3 separate regions of the Mus musculus genome follow, and all the other regions are linked to region 1. A link is a loop called in an ENCODE intact Hi-C map of the cell type or tissue named here. Cell type or tissue: heart. All regions are shown on one strand.

Region 1 (5,000 bases):
CTTTGGGCTCTGCTCATTGATCAAGGCTTGTCCCTTTCAGCCAACAGACCATACAGTATGCCCACGATGGGCACTTGGAACCCCATCTTCCGGTCTTGGAATAACAGTGGTTTCTGTGCACAGTGTGTTCAGCCTCCAGGGGCTCACCAAGCACTTTATGCTAGCACCGGATTCTCAAGCTATCATTGTAAATAGATACCACTTTATTTACTTATGAATGCTCTATCTGCACATATGCCTGCAGGCCAGAAGAGGGCATCGGATCCCATTATAGATGGTTGTGAGCCACCATTAGGTTGCTGAGGATTGAACTCAGGACCTCTGGAAGAGCAAGCAGTGCTCTTAACTGCTGAGCCATCTCTCCAGACCCTAGATACCATTTTTAAAAACTCATATAACAAAGGGGTTTGTCAATCAGTGAAAGATAATAAACCTCACTCATTCACATGGTTTAGTCTCTTAATAATGTTTTAATACCAGGGGCTATGTGCTAGGTCTTGTCAAACCCTTCAGGATATAGCAGAGACAAAAAAAGAAAAGTCTTCCCTAGTGTTTTTTTAGAGGAAGAGAGAGAAAGTAGAGGAAGAAACCAATGCTCTTATGGTATAGTCAGAGTAAAAGAATAGAAGCAAATTGGGGGTTGAGCCAGGGTCTCACGTGGTCCAGGAAACCTCGAACTTGCTGTAGTCAAGGATGGCCTTAACTCTTCGCCCTACACGAATGTACCATCACGTCTGGTTTTATGCAACACTGGGGATTGAACTCTGGGCTTCCTGCATGCTAGGTGAGCCTCATACCAACTGAGCCATGCCCCCCAGTCCCAAATATCCTTTTTAACAGGACAGTTAGGAATGCCTCCTTAGGGCTGAAATTTGGAATCAAGCAAATTAAAAGGATATAGCATATTCATACTGAAGGGAGAGATGGCTCAGTGGACACATGGCGGCTCCCAACCCTCTGTAACTCCAGGAACAGAGAGTCCGATACCCTCTTCTGGCCTCTTCGGGCACTGCATGTATGTGGTGCACGGGCGTACGTGCAGTTTAAACACCCCAGGAAACAAGGAGTGGGGATGGGGGAATTGATCAGTGGTCGGCATAGTTGTACCAGAGGAGAAAGTAATAGCACCATGTGGCTTATCTAGGGTTCATCCTTGAAGAGTTGTGGTTAGTGTGTGCTCTGAAAGGATCACTATGGCTGCTGTGTGGGAATTTTAGGAGGTGTCAGGGTGTTGCTGGAAGATCATTGTTATAATGCAGTTGAGATGACCTTAGCTTGGCTCAGAGAGAGAAGCAGGGATGGCAATTCAGTCGGATCCTGGATATATTTAGAAAGAAGAGCCAGGTGTCAGGGCAACAAGCCTGTAATCCCGGGGCTTAGGAGGCAGAGGCGAGGGGATTAGTTCAAGGTCATCCTTGCCTCGTAGCAAGTTTGAGGCTACCCTGAGCTACGTGGACCTTGTCTCAATAACACCTCCCAGAGAAATAAAACCACAAGCAAACAGACAGACAGACAGACAGACAGACAGTAGTCCTGATGGGATTTGCAGACAGCATAGGTTGGCGTAGTTTAGAAGAGGGGTCAGAGTGAGCTCACTGTGCTGTGGGTACTACACAGCAGGAGTTCATTCACAAAGACAGGACTAACAGTCAGGGGAGAGGAGGGACTTCATCTTTGATCCTAAGGAAAAAAGTTGCTAGGGTCCTTAACCTGTTTGTCTTCCTGAGTGGCAGGAAAGGTGAATATATGTGACACACACGCATGGCCCGGGTTGTGTTCGCTCTCAATACTCGTTGGCGATACGTTCTGGGGCGCCAGACTTGCTGTCTAAATTCCCCTGGAAGGGATCCAAGTGCACTGACGTCATTTGAATCTGGCTTTTAATGCATAGGGTTTTTGTTTGTTTTGTTTTTTGTTTTTGCATGAAAACTCAAACTGTTAGCCTTGTGTGGTTAGAATCATTATAAAAATGAACACCAGGGGGACCTAGTGTGCCTTGGTGGCTGGCCCACCTATTGGATATGGCAGACCTGTGTTAGAGACACATCTGTAGAGGACAGCCGCCCAATCCTCTGTGTTCTGTGTATCTCGAGGAGTGGCGCAGCCTGTAATGTGTTAGAATTGCCTTCGTATGAGCTGGGTTTGATGACTGTTTAAAGCTTCAAAGCAGTGGCTTCTAATCACGGGATGGCTTATCAATGAACTCCAGAATGTGGGAGCTTTTAAAAGTAAGAATCATGCCGGACATGGTAGTACTGGTCTGTAACCCTGGCACTTGAGAGATGGAGGCAGGAGGATCCGAAGTTCAAGGCTGTCCTTGGCTGGATAGTGAGTTCAAGGCCATCCCAGACAAGTCAGAGGGAGGGAGAGAGGGAGGGAGGGAGGGAGGAAGAGAGAAACTGAATTCTGATGATTTTGATTTTTAGTTTATTTTGGACAGAATACAGAATCTATGTGTAATATATACCTGGAAGCGACTTGAATTTAGCCGATTGAAACTCAGACTTGCGATGTATTTTCCATTTGATCCCCAGATATAATAATGTCCTGAAGCTATGTACTGCTGGGAGTGAAAACGATAACTCTGTGTGCTGGGACCACGGCTCACTTGGTAGAGTACCTGCCTAGCATACACCAGGCCTTGGGTTTAATCCCCAACACTCCCTAAAACTGGGCACAGTAACTATGTCTATAACCCCAGCACTGATGTGGCAGCTGGAGAATCAAAAGGTTAAGGTTATCCCCTGCTATATAGGCAGTCGAAGACTAGCCTGGGCTATATAAGACCCTGCTTCAAAAAAAAAAAAGAGATAAATTGCTAAAGGGTTTGGAAACATAGTATAAACACACACATTTGTCTCAAAAGGGCACATAACCTTAGCAACTAGACAGAGGCACACATCCTACCTTTGTACAGAAAGGACATGGTCTAAATACAAGGACAGAAAGTAATGAGCTGAAGAGAGTCATCATGGAAAAAAAAATCAGTTAATTAATGCATTGGCAACTGCCTGATCTTGCCTGACTTTCACACCTATGATCTGAAAATTACTTTGGTGAGGGTCTGGAGAGATTGCTCAGTGGTTAAGAGCACTGGCTGCCCTACCAGAGGACCCAGGTTCCATTCTGAGCACCAACATAGATGCTCACAGTGTCTGCAACAACAGTTCCAGGGCATCTGACAAGGTCTTCTGGCTTCTGCAGACACTGTACGCAAGCCACACACAGACAGACACTCAGGCACAACACTCGTATGCATAAAATACAATGGAAATGTATTCTTTTAATGCGTGTAGGTATTTTGCCTGCATGTATGCCCGTGCACTGCATCTCTGCCTGCTGCCCTCAGAGGACGGAAGAGGACATTGGATGCCTTGGGACTGGAGTTACCGTTTGTTGTGAGGTGCTGTGTTGGTGGTGGGACTCGAACCTGGGTCCTCTGGAAGAGCAGCCAGTGCTTTTATTTGCTGAGCCATCTCTCTTGTACCAAAATAATACACGTTTAGAAAAGGGACTTTGATGATCCATTGTGCATTTGTGGGGGTGCACATGTGTAAAGGTGGGCTCTCCCGTGCTTGGGTGTGTGGATGTCAGAGGTCAGGATCGGGTACCTTGATTTATTTCCCGCCTTATTCTTTTGAGGCAGGGTCTCTCACTGAGCCAGGGGTTTGCTCTTTCAGCTCGACCAGCGGGCAGCTGAGCCGCACTCCCCCACCCAAGGACTGAGGTCACAGTGGGCTTCTGTGGTTAAACTCAAGCCGTGCTGCAAATGCTTCACTCTTCGCTGTCTTTTTAGCCCCTATCGTGACTCCTGAATTTTTTATTTTAGTTTGATTGATTATGCTTTCTTTTTGAAGACTGACTTGGAACTTGTGACAGTCTTGCCTCAGCCTCCCATGTGCTGGCGTTACGGGCGTGAGCCACCACCAGGAACAGCAACACCTTTCTGTCTGTCAGAGCTTAGTGTTCAGGGCTGGGGTGCTCAGAGCCATTGCAATGTTGGAGACACATGGAGCAGGGATAAGAGACTATGGTGGGCAGGCAGCTGAATTCATTTTTACTCTTGTAGGTGACAGGACCCAAAGTGCTCCCCAGGGACCTCACTGCCTGGTGCTACCTCCACTTTGTAATTCACTGTGTAGAGCAGGGTGTCCTTGAACTCATGATCTTCTTGAATTTGTCTCCTGGGTTCTGGAATTATAAGTGCATGCTACCAAGTCTGGCACCAAATTTTGCTTGTTTCCTTCCTTCCTTCCTTCCTTCCTTCCTTCCTTCCTTCCTTCCCTCCCTCCTTCCTTCCTTCCTTCCTTGTTTTCTTCCTTGTTTTCTTCCTTGTTTCCTTCCCTCCCTCCATCCCCCCTCTCCCTTCCTTTCTCTCTCTCTCTCTTTCTTTCTCTCTCTCTCTCTCTCCCTCCCTCCCTCCCTTCCTTCCTTCCTTCCTTCCTAGGATTACTTAGTATTAAGTTACGTGTATTTGTGTGTATGTGTGTGTTTGTGGATGCTTGCTGGTGTCCAAGGAGTCCAGAAGACAGCGTCAGATCTCCCAGAGCTGCAGTTACTTGCAGTTGTGAGCTGCCCAACTTGGGCGCTGGGAATTGAACTTGGGTACTCGGCAAGAGTGTTATCAAGCCATCTCTCCAGACCCTCCAAATCTTATTTTAATAGATTGTGGGCTACAAATGCCATACCATTCCCCATCCCCACCCCCAGTTAAATATTTCACATATGGTCATTTTTATGAAGTTCAAATTTCTGCACCCATGATAAAATATTGTTGAAGGCAGCTATGCCCCCTTCGTTTTCAGTCTGTGCCTGCTTCGGACCCTACATGATGGCCACTGGATAGTTTTGGCAGAATCCTGTGATAAGAAAAGATTCAAGAGTTTACTATCTGGCCCTTTATAGCAAATGCTTGCCAGCCCTTGGCGTTGGGTGTCTGTGATGTTTACTTAGAGATTTGGCGTTCCGAGAAGGCATGTGCTTCAGTTGGTACAGTGCCC
Region 2 (5,000 bases), 170 kb after region 1:
GAATTAAATGTCATTGGTAATACAAGATTGTGGACCTCTACTTGCCTAATGGGGACACTTCTTATCTGGGTAATGAGCAGGCTTTAATTGTAAGATGCTGATTAGGGTCTGCATGGGGCCATTAACAGGGAAGTTGGAAATGAGACAGACATCCTGTCTGACGCAAGCCTCCGGTCAACTAATATGGTTGCCCATGCCACCCAGCTGCCACTAATTAGAGTAACTACCGGGTGAACAAGCTCCTGTCTTCTTTTTATAAAATCCATTCTATTTTTATAAAACCAAGCCACAGTAAATTTCCTTTCTCTTTATTACTGTGTTCCAATAACCAGAAGGGGACCTGAGAAACTTGGACCCTAGCGGGCCAGTCTCTGGAGACTTGGCACAGAGGCAAAGATGGAAAGAGCTCAGGCCGTGAAGGCAGGGTGAGAGGAGGAAGAAGGAAGGTTATGTCTCTACAGGGAGAGAGCTGAAGGAGTCAGCCTGACCTTCCAGAGCACAGGGGAGGGGTTGGCTGCACAGCGACTTCTGGGAAAGGAGATAAATTGGCCTGAATTGCAAACAGGAAGCATTTGGAATGGTTGAGCAAAATGCACAGTTGGGCTTTTCTGGTTTTCCAATCTATGCAGTCTGTGTGAGGTAGCATGGTGGAACTGAACAAATGCACCCAATTGGAGACGTTTCTTCTGCATTAATTTTTATCTCTTTATTTATAAATTGTATTTGTGTGTGTGTGATATTGTGTGTTTGTGTGTATGTGTGATATTGTGTGCATGTGTGTGATATTGTGTGGGTGTGATATTGTGTGCATGTGTGTGATGTTGTGGGTGTGGTATTGTGTGCATGTGTGTGATATTGTGTGTGCGTGATATTGTGTGTGTTTGTGTGTGATATTGTATGCATGTGTATGATATTGTGGGTGTGATATTGTATGTGTGATATTGTGTGTGTGTGTGTGTGTGTATGTGTTTGTGACAGTGTGTGGTGGAGAGGGCATACTGATGCCACAGCACCCACATGGAGGTAAGAGGGCAACGCTGTAGGGTTTTCTCCTTTCATCATTACTTGGGTTTTGGGAATAGAATGTAGGTCTCCAGGTTTGCCTAGCAAGGGTCTTTGCCTCGAGCCAGCCATCTTGCTGGCCCCATCTCTTGATTTATTTGTAAAAAGTGAAAGGACAGGGAGCTTGTGAGGCAGTTCAAAGGGTAAAGGTACTTTTGCTCACCAAGGCCCCCATAGTGGAAGGAGGACAGACACTTCAGCAGATCCTCCCCCCCCCCACCATGTCTGTGAAACCCAGGCACACCCGGTCACTACCACCCAACCCCACAAATGAATAAATGATATCTGAAGGGCCAGGAAGAAATGCCAGCAAGCACCCTGACGTTCTTCAACTTGAATAGTTCTTCTTAAGAGAGTGAAACTGGGTTAGGGAGATAGTTCAGTTAGTAAGCTTGCCTCACAAGCAAGAGTTTGGTCCTCAGAACTTACATCGAAAAGACAGAGGTGATACTGTGAGCTTCTATTCCCAGCCCTGTGCTGGCAGAGATAGGTAGATCCCTGGGGGGTGGGGGTGGGGGCAGGGGGCTCTCTAGCCTGCTACCGAACCTAATTGGGAAGTTCCAAGCCATGAGAGACCCTTTCTCAAAACAAGGTGAATGGTGCCTGAGGGATGACAGCTGAGGCTGAGTTTTGGTCTCCCCCAGCCCCACACGTATATGTCTAACCTGCACACAGGCACACATGCATGCACACATTCATGTAGAACACATGCACGTGTGGGAACTAGGAATGATGCTGTGTGCTTATAATTCCAGCTCTGGGGATATGAAGGCAGGTGGATCGGAAGTTCAAGGCCATTCATTATCTGCCACAGAGAAACAAAACAGGCAGGGGATGTACCTCTGTTGGTAGGGTGCTTACCCAGTGGGCATGAACCCCAAGTTAGTCCCCAGAATAGCGTGAGACTGACATAGTGGTGCAGATCAGCAACCCTAGCATTTGGGCACTTGGGAGGCTTAAGGTTAAAAATACACTTAGCATCTTAGCCTGTGCTCCATCTGCACAGAGACAGGAGGCAAGAGGTGAGACAGATAGTCAGGATGACATAAGCTAAGCACAAGCAGGAAGCTCCAAGGAGACACAGTTTTCCAAAAGGAAACCAATGTACTACGGTGACTGACTAGCCAAGAGACTTTAAAACACTTGTTTCCGGGCCATGGGTTAACCTGGGCTTCTGGGTGAGCCTGGGATAGCTGATAAATAGTATTTAAACAACGAACTTTGGGAGCTGGGGTTATGTCCCAGTTGGTAGAGTGTTTGCTTAGGATACATGACATCCTGGCTTCAATTTTCACCACCATGAAAGCTAGTGGGCACATGTTCTGTAATCTCAGTACCCAGGAAGTAAGGGTGCGAGGGTGAGGAGTTTAGGTGAGCCTTGGCTACAGAGTGAATTCAAAGCTAGTCTAGACTAAATGAGACCCTGTCCCAATAAAAACACAACAAATCAAAAGAAACCAGGTTCTGTCTTATTTTTGTGAAAGGTTTCCTCTCAGTCCACCACCCTGAAATTGGTTGGGTGGAGGTGACAAGAATGGAGAGCTTCAGCCGGTTGTGGTGGTGCACGCTTTAATCCCAGCACTTGGGAGGCAGAGGCAGGCGGATTTCTGAGTTCGAGGCCAGCCTGGTCTACAAAGTGAGTTCCAGGCTATACAAAGAAACCCTGTCTCAAAAAGAGAGAGAGAGAGAGAGAGAGAGAGAGAGAGAGAGAGAGAGAGAGAGAGAGAGCTTCTTGGCGGACAGCGCCATCTAGTGATACGACCCGATATTTAGTTCCATGCTGATGGAGTGGACCTCCTTATGGAGATCAGCTTGATGTCAAAGTCCTGCAAGAAGAGACCTGAAGACATTATCTTGTTCTTTTTTTTTTTTTAAGATTTATTTATTTTATGTATATGAGTACACTATAGCTGTCTTCAGACACACCAGAAGAGGGCATTGGATCCCATTACAGATGGATGTGAGCCACCATATCGTTGCTGAAAATTGAACTCAGGACCTCTAGAAGAGCAGTTGGTGCTCTTAACCACCATACCATCTCTCCAGTCCCCATCTCTTGCTCTTTTAAAATCTATTTTCTTTATGTCAGCGTGAAATACGCTCACTTCTTTCGCCACTTTCTTGTAGGAGAAGAAGTTTGGAAGGTGTCTGCCTATTTAGTCAAGAGCTTGGGTCTTACTGAGTGTTCTTTTTGAGCCAACCATTGCTCTAGGTCCTGGGGATAAATCACTGTATAAAAATAAAAATAAAAAACTCCAAGCTGACATAACTAGACAGACAATGGACTCGGGAAATAAAGTAGGTGCTGCCTTAGATACTGGCCTAAGGACACAAAGGGAAAGGTTGGGGATTGGTAGGGATACAGTGTTGTTTTTTTTTTTTTTCCTTAGAAATAGAAATAGAAAGTTCCATTTGATAAAAGAACAAGAGGGAGAAGGAAGTGGCTTTTGCAGTCGTGAAAGATAGGAAGCATTTGGAGCCAAAGTGCTCATAGCAGAGCAAAGAAACATGGTGTCGGGCAGAAAGGGAAGTAAGAAAAAGGACCAGGTAGCTCTTGTGTGGTGGGAGGTGAGAAACCTTTAATAGTTTAATTTGTTTTATTGTTTATTATAATATTATTATTATTAATCGTTGAGACAGGGTTTCACGTATTTCAGCCTGGCCTTGAACTTGCTATGTAGCTTAGAATGTCCTTGAATTCTGATCTTCCTGTTGCCACACATGTTGGGATCACACGTGAGCATTTACTATCCCTGGTTTATGAGCTCCTGGGGCTCGAACCTAGGACACTCTGCATATCAGGCAAGCACTCTACCACCGGAGCTACACCCAGCTCTTTCATTTATATTTGCTGTGTTGAAAAGAAATCGAAAGTCTTGGGGAATTCACAATTCACTTCAGCCCTTTAAAAGCCCTGGGAAGCAGACTGCACCGGCCTTGACAGTCAACAACAAGGCCACTGAGGCCTAAATTCAGCTGCTCAGGAGGGTGTTTAAGTCAAGGCCCAGCGGCAGCTGTGAAATAGCATCAAATGACTCACTCCGGATGGATGCCCTTCCCAGACCCAAGCTTCTCCCGCTTCCTGATTTCTGAGATGCCAACTCTTAAACCACCTGCCTCTCGCCACAGTCTATCCTGGTGTGATTCCAGCTCTTTCTACCCTTTGCTGATAGAATCATTTAACATGAACCTGGCTAAGAGTTTTCTCACACTCTTTTACCAAGATGCCTCGTGGTTCCTTTGTGGGGTGCGTTCTCCTGTAGATGTAATCTAATAGAACGAGCAGAGCTCAGTATGCCACACACCTAAGCTCGAGAAAAGCCAGGTGAAACAATTCCTTCCTACTGTAAAATCCTGTAGCTTAGTTGAGATGTTTTGTGTGCCAATTAGAAAAGTCTGTTAGTTACAAAAAGAATGACGACTATATTGACCAATATTTTATAATAGAAAGAATGGATTATTTTTTTGTGAGTTGCACTATGCCTGTCTGGTCCCTCACCAGGTTTACATTTTTCACTTACTGTTTGGCTGTCTTGACTTGACTAAAAGCTTAAAATAAGTCCCCATGTCTACCTTGCAAGCCAGGACCTCCCTTGTACCAGCAGGAGATCAGAAAAGGTCTGTCTGGGCGGAGCCCCTGAACTCATCTGCAGGATACCACAGCCCTAATGACTTCAGAAGGAGACACAGCTCAGCAATGTGGTTATCCAAATTTCACCTGCCCTTCCTCCTGCCGTTCATAGGTCATTCAGCCCCTCTTAGTAGACTTTCCCAGTGATCATTGGAAGGAGGACCCTGCAAGTGGTGTATAGAGGGTCTGTCTGTTGTGGATACTTAACGCTAGAATCTTCAGCTAAAGTAGTCAGATTATGACTCAGAGCCTCATTACTGCCATCTGCTGGTGTCCACTGTGACAACACTAGAGATTTCTTCTCTGG
Region 3 (5,000 bases), 140 kb after region 1:
ACCAGGGAGCTGATTGTCACATACCTAGAGACAACAACACCACATGGGCCGATAAGCCGGAACCGGGAGGGGCATCACCTCACTGTTCTGAGAGGGAAATGTGTCTCGAAGGGCCAAGCTGTTCTAACCCCCCCACCCCCACCCACAACAGTATGTGGTTCATGTTTAAAAAGCCACATGGGAGGGATTCAAGGGGAGCCCTGGGCTTAGGTAGAACCCACAGGGCCTGGCCCTTCCTCCCAGCCAGAGGATGGGAGCCCTGCTTCCTTAGCCTGTGGACCTCTCCAAGGTGCTCTGAACAGACCCAGCTGCAAACCTCTCAGCCAAAAACCGGTCCCAACCGCTCACATAGGATGGTGCCCCCTATTTCCCTTTGTGCAGGGATCGGACATTGTGTCCGGTGTGTAATTCCCTGGCCCTCTGCTTTCTCCTGTGCTGGTTTCCCTCCCATGGCCATATCAAAAGACCCTGACTTCTGGTCTCAAGTCTCAGCATTAAGCCCCCCCCCCTCTTCTTTGCCTTGTTTTTACAATGCCCCCCACCCCCGTGGGGCCCTGAGTCTATTACTTGGAAAGCATTTAACCTCTAGGAGGAGGCTGTAGGGCCTGCCCTTGCCCTCTCCCCAGCCAGCTGCCAGGGAGGTTTTAATGAGACAGACACTGGACACAGACCTTTTCATTCCTCGACGAAACTCATAGAGTTTCTGGCCCTCGGGAACAGAGAACACTCGGATGACAGTGCCCTGGGAGAGAAAGCAGACGGCCTTTTCCTAAGCACAGATGCTCCACACAGAGATGAGGCCCCTTCCCAAGGCAGTTTGCTCTGCTGGCTTTGAGCGTCTGTCTCTGAGGAGGAGCACAAAGCTTTGGGTGCAGGGGCATTTTTATTTGTATATTTACTGTGCCAAATATGAATTCTTGGAACTCTGTGTACCCCATGTAAAATTCCCTCCCTAGCCTTGTTCAAGGCTCTCTCAGTGTGTGTGCGTGTGCTTGTGTGATCACAAACTGTTCTGCGTTTATAGACTATTCTATCTCTGCTTATTAAAATATATCTGGTTTACATGGCATTTGAAATGTAACTTGATCACCTTCTTTGTTTATTCTGGTCAACAGAGTCCAATCTCTCCACATCTGTGGACAATGGGACATGCATCCTTATCTGGGGACAATAGGCACATGGGTCTCTCAGTAAAACCACAAGGTTTTGTTGTTGTTGTTGTTGTTGTTGTTTGTTTGTTTTTCGAGACAGGGTTTCTCTGTGTAGCCCTGGCTGTCCTGGAACTCACTCTGTAGACCAGGATGACCTCGAACTCAGAAATCTGCCTGCCTCTGCCTCCCAAGTGCTGGGGTTAAAGGCGTGCATCACCACACCCGGCTTAAACTACAAGTTTTTATGCCAAGTGTCTTGCTTCTGCGTTGCTGTCTGCCTTTGATATGGACAAACCCACTGATGGACTACTGCAGGCAGGGTCCAAACACTCTCACCCTGAAACCATTTCTGAGCAGGTCTAGAGACCCGTCAATCTTTACGTTGCTATTACTGCTCCAGCTGCAGTCTGCGCACCTCAGTAGGGGTTCTGCAAGCCCAGGCAGGAGAGGAAGCCAGAATACACTTACTTTTTCAGACGCGCTTGCTAGCTTGGAGCCCGAGGAGTTGAAGGTGATAGCGGCCAGCGTCCCCTCGTGGGCAGCAATGGTGCACACCGTTTTCTGTTGGTGTTGGGGAGAAGTGCAGATCAATACTGGTGAAGGGTGAAGATGAATTACCCCGTCTCCTTGCTCTCGGCCTTATCTCCCTGCTCACCACTGGGCTACTTGTGGTTAAGCTGAGAATCGTTTCCTATGGAGCTCTGCTAGTAGGAACCCCTCTTCCTCCCCCTCCCCCCGATCCCTGACCTCGCTCTGTTTTGGTGAACTAATGAGGGCTTCTTACAGGGTCTTGGGCAACTTAGCAATGGCAACTTAGTGGGCAACTATGCTACTGAAGAAAATGTCTCCCCTATCCCCACCATAGCAATTTAACAGCCACATGGAGCTGGTTCTCATAAGCCCCTCGCCCCAGCCCTTCCATGACATGCCCGATCTAGTGCAAATGTCAGGGTTACTGACAATCTGTGTCATGTACAGAAAGCAGCATTCTATTATGAGCCACCCTTTCTCCTGGGTCTTCTGTCCTTTCCATCCCATCTTCTGTGACATTCTCAGAGCTCTGTGTGTGTGTGTGTTCCTTACCCTGTCTTTGGGAAGGTGGATGACCAGCTATGTGCCTGACACAAAGCCAGGCTTTTAGGGGATCTTTCTGCTTGCTTCTTTAGGGGATTTCCAGAGTTATCCTGCCCTGCTCTATGAACCCTCGGGGAGCAGAGGGTAGCATAAGCAGATGGACTGTGAGCTGTCTCAATGATTTCACTGTGGGCAGGTGTTCTGCCTTGTTTTGGCACCTGCCTCACAGCGATGTTAACTAATATTGACTGAGAGCTTCAACAGAGATGCCCTTTATTTTCCTTCACCCAACTGCTGTGGCCAGAGAGCTCCCCCATACAGCTCACCCCACTGCAACAGGGCCTCCTTATCAAGTCTATTTACCAGCTGGCCAGGGCGGGCAGGCTGGTACACCAGGGACCGTTGTGAACTTACCAGGGAGTTTCCATCATAGAGTACAATCTCGCCTGTACTCTGGCTTCCAGGATAGGCCAGGTAAGAGTTGGAATGGTTGATAGACAGGGCACAGAGACCTGGCAAAGAACACACAGCATGAGGCCAAAGGAGCACGGCTGGAAAGGGCACCTGAAAACCATGTGTCTCTACTGCCACCTGCTGGCTAGGAGAGGAACATGCTTGAGTATTTCTGTAGCTTGTTCTAGTCCTTTCTTTTTGTCACCCACACCCCGGGGTCACATAGGGACACAGTCACAAAAAGTTGACAACCATGAAACATTTCTGAATGCACAGCAGGCAAAGATTAATTCGGAGTGAGGTACATACGGGATCTGGGGTGTTTCTGCAGTACCAGCCTGGTTTGCATCTCTTCGCTGCAGCCTTGGTTCTGAACACACAAAGTGCACACACCATACTGTGTGTGCTACCACACCGCTAACACACACAGCCTTCCGAGCACCTTGGCTCAGACTCATGGCTACCATATGCTGAGAGCTGCAGGGTTTTACTCTACACAAACTTCCCTACCCTTAGAGAAAAAGCAACAGTTAATAGGAAGCTGAGACATTCAATGTTTCCCCACACTGCCTGGAATGTTACTATCAAATTGGTATTGTCTTGTGTTGGAAAAGTTCAGAGCTGAGACTGAAGGAAGGAACATCCAGATACTACCCCACCCGGAGATCCATTCCATAAACAACCACCAAACTCAGGCACTATTGCAGATGCCAACAAGATTTTGCTGACAGGACCCTGATATAGCTGTTTCCTGTGAGGCTATGCCAGTGCCTGGTAAATACAGAAGTGGATGCTCACAGTCATCTATTGGATGGAGCACAGGGTCCCCAATGAAGGAGCTAGAGAAAGTACCCAAGGAGCTGAAGGGGTTTGCAACCCCATAGGAGGAACAACAATATGAACTAACCAATACCCCCCAGAGCTCGTGTCTCTAGATGCATATGTAACAGAGCATGGCCTAGTCGGCCATCAATGGAAGGAGCGGCCCTTGGTCTTGGGAAGATTCTATGCCCCAGTACAGGGGAATGCCAGGGCCAGGAAGCAGGAATGGGTAGGTTGAGGAGCAGGGGGAGGGGAAAGGGATAGGGGAGTTTTGGAGAGGGAACTAGGAAAGGGGATGGCATTTGAAATGCAAATGAAGAAAATATCTAATAAAAATATATTAAAGTCATAAAAATTGCTCTCTGAGTTGCTGATTTGAATTTCATTTTAAAATGGTTAAGTGAACCAAGGCGGTGGTGTTGCACATACACTTTTAGTCCCAGCACTTGGGAGGCAGACACAGGATCTCTGAGCTTGAGGCCAGCCTGGTCTACACAGTGACAGCCAGGGCCACACAGGGAAACCCTATCTTGAAAAACAAAAACCAAACAAAACAGAAAGTTAAACGAACCTTGGCTTGGGATTTGAACACAACTCACGCAATGCTCCTAAATATACTTCCTGGTGTTTGAAGTAATGCTTTTGGCACTACCAACTATAAAATAAAAAAAACACAGAATCATATGTTCAGCTGAGATTAGATTGCTCATGTGAAAAGAAGCAAGCTTTCTGTGTCATCAGTATGGAAACTTTACTGTCTTCAGGAAATGGTGAGATTATACCCAAGAATTATTTTAAAACAAATTTATGATCTATTATCAGCCAGTGTTTGATATATATATATATATCTATTTTGTCTGCATATATGCTCAGAGCCATTTAAAAAAAATTCTTGAACTGAGAAGGGGCTGTTGGGGGGGAGGAGTTTAAGAAATCCCGTTCTGAACAAAGGATTTGAATCGAGAAAACCTTCAGGAGACCTCTCGACTTAACACTGGCAGTGACCCCTCCACTGCTGAGCACTCAGACCTCGGGATACAAAGAATATTCTCTTTCACAGTTTTCAGCCCAAGGCTCTCAATCAGAGGTTCGCTCTCTTCCAATCCCATTACCCTCTGGAGCCCTGTGAGAGTTCACTCCTAACCGAACAGGACTTCCCAGTGGGAAAGGTCAGCGTGCTTTAGCTTTTCCTGAGTACGATTAAATACAGTTAGCTAGGAACTTCACGTTCAACTACCGGAAAGGCAAACGTTTTCTATCTCATCATCCACGCTGATAAGGGAGGGCGGAGCCTCCTCGGAGTGGAAGTCACTGGAGGTCTGCACTTTGGTTGAGGCGGCAAGCCTGGCCTTTGAGAGAAAACTTGCATCGGAACATGTTGGATGTAAGATGCCTCGATATCTTTTGGAAGTAAAGGAAGCCAAGGAAACTCTGGAGGTGACAGGAGCCATTTTTATTATAAGGATAATGGGGTGGGGTGGGGACAGTGTCCCTGCAGCA

Evidence for each region. Peaks named below come from ENCODE experiments on the same cell type or tissue, not always from the same donor. Only the 100,000 strongest peaks of a DNase experiment are listed, where the experiment ranks them.
Region 2: a loop joins it to region 1, with 3.0 times the contacts of the local background. A loop is called at or near these places in 5 of 42 quality-filtered maps.
Region 3: it touches region 1 in a loop (7-fold over the local background); 40 of 42 quality-filtered maps call a loop at or near these places.

The regions. Positions count from the first base shown.
Region 1 is chr11:109,443,806-109,448,805 of GRCm38, forward strand. The region is part of intron 1 of Gm45916 (predicted gene, 45916); the gene reads left to right. Among named protein-coding and RNA genes, the nearest start is that of Gm45916, 6.2 kb to the left of the region's middle. In heart, CTCF peaks have their summits at 242 (motif pointing right), 988 (motif pointing left) and 1,964 (motif pointing right); no DNase peak of the experiment used is centred here; H3K27ac peaks cover 918 bases.
Region 2 is chr11:109,616,465-109,621,464 of GRCm38, forward strand. All of the region lies in intron 2 of Gm11685 (a long non-coding RNA gene), which reads left to right. Among named protein-coding and RNA genes, the nearest start is that of Gm11685, 5.8 kb to the left of the region's middle. In heart, CTCF peaks have their summits at 2,829 (motif pointing left) and 4,974 (motif pointing left); a DNase peak (open chromatin) is centred at 477; H3K27ac peaks cover 491 bases.
Region 3 is chr11:109,582,456-109,587,455 of GRCm38, forward strand. It overlaps Wipi1 (WD repeat domain, phosphoinositide interacting 1), which reads right to left. Exons shown (of 13, transcript NM_145940.2): 5 at 2,640-2,737; 6 at 1,620-1,712; 7 at 672-742; 8 at 1-24. All of the region lies in intron 2 of Gm39442 (a long non-coding RNA gene), which reads left to right. Among named protein-coding and RNA genes, the nearest start is that of Gm39442, 6.6 kb to the left of the region's middle. In heart, a CTCF peak has its summit at 2,829 (motif pointing left); a DNase peak (open chromatin) is centred at 2,686; H3K27ac peaks cover 1,412 bases.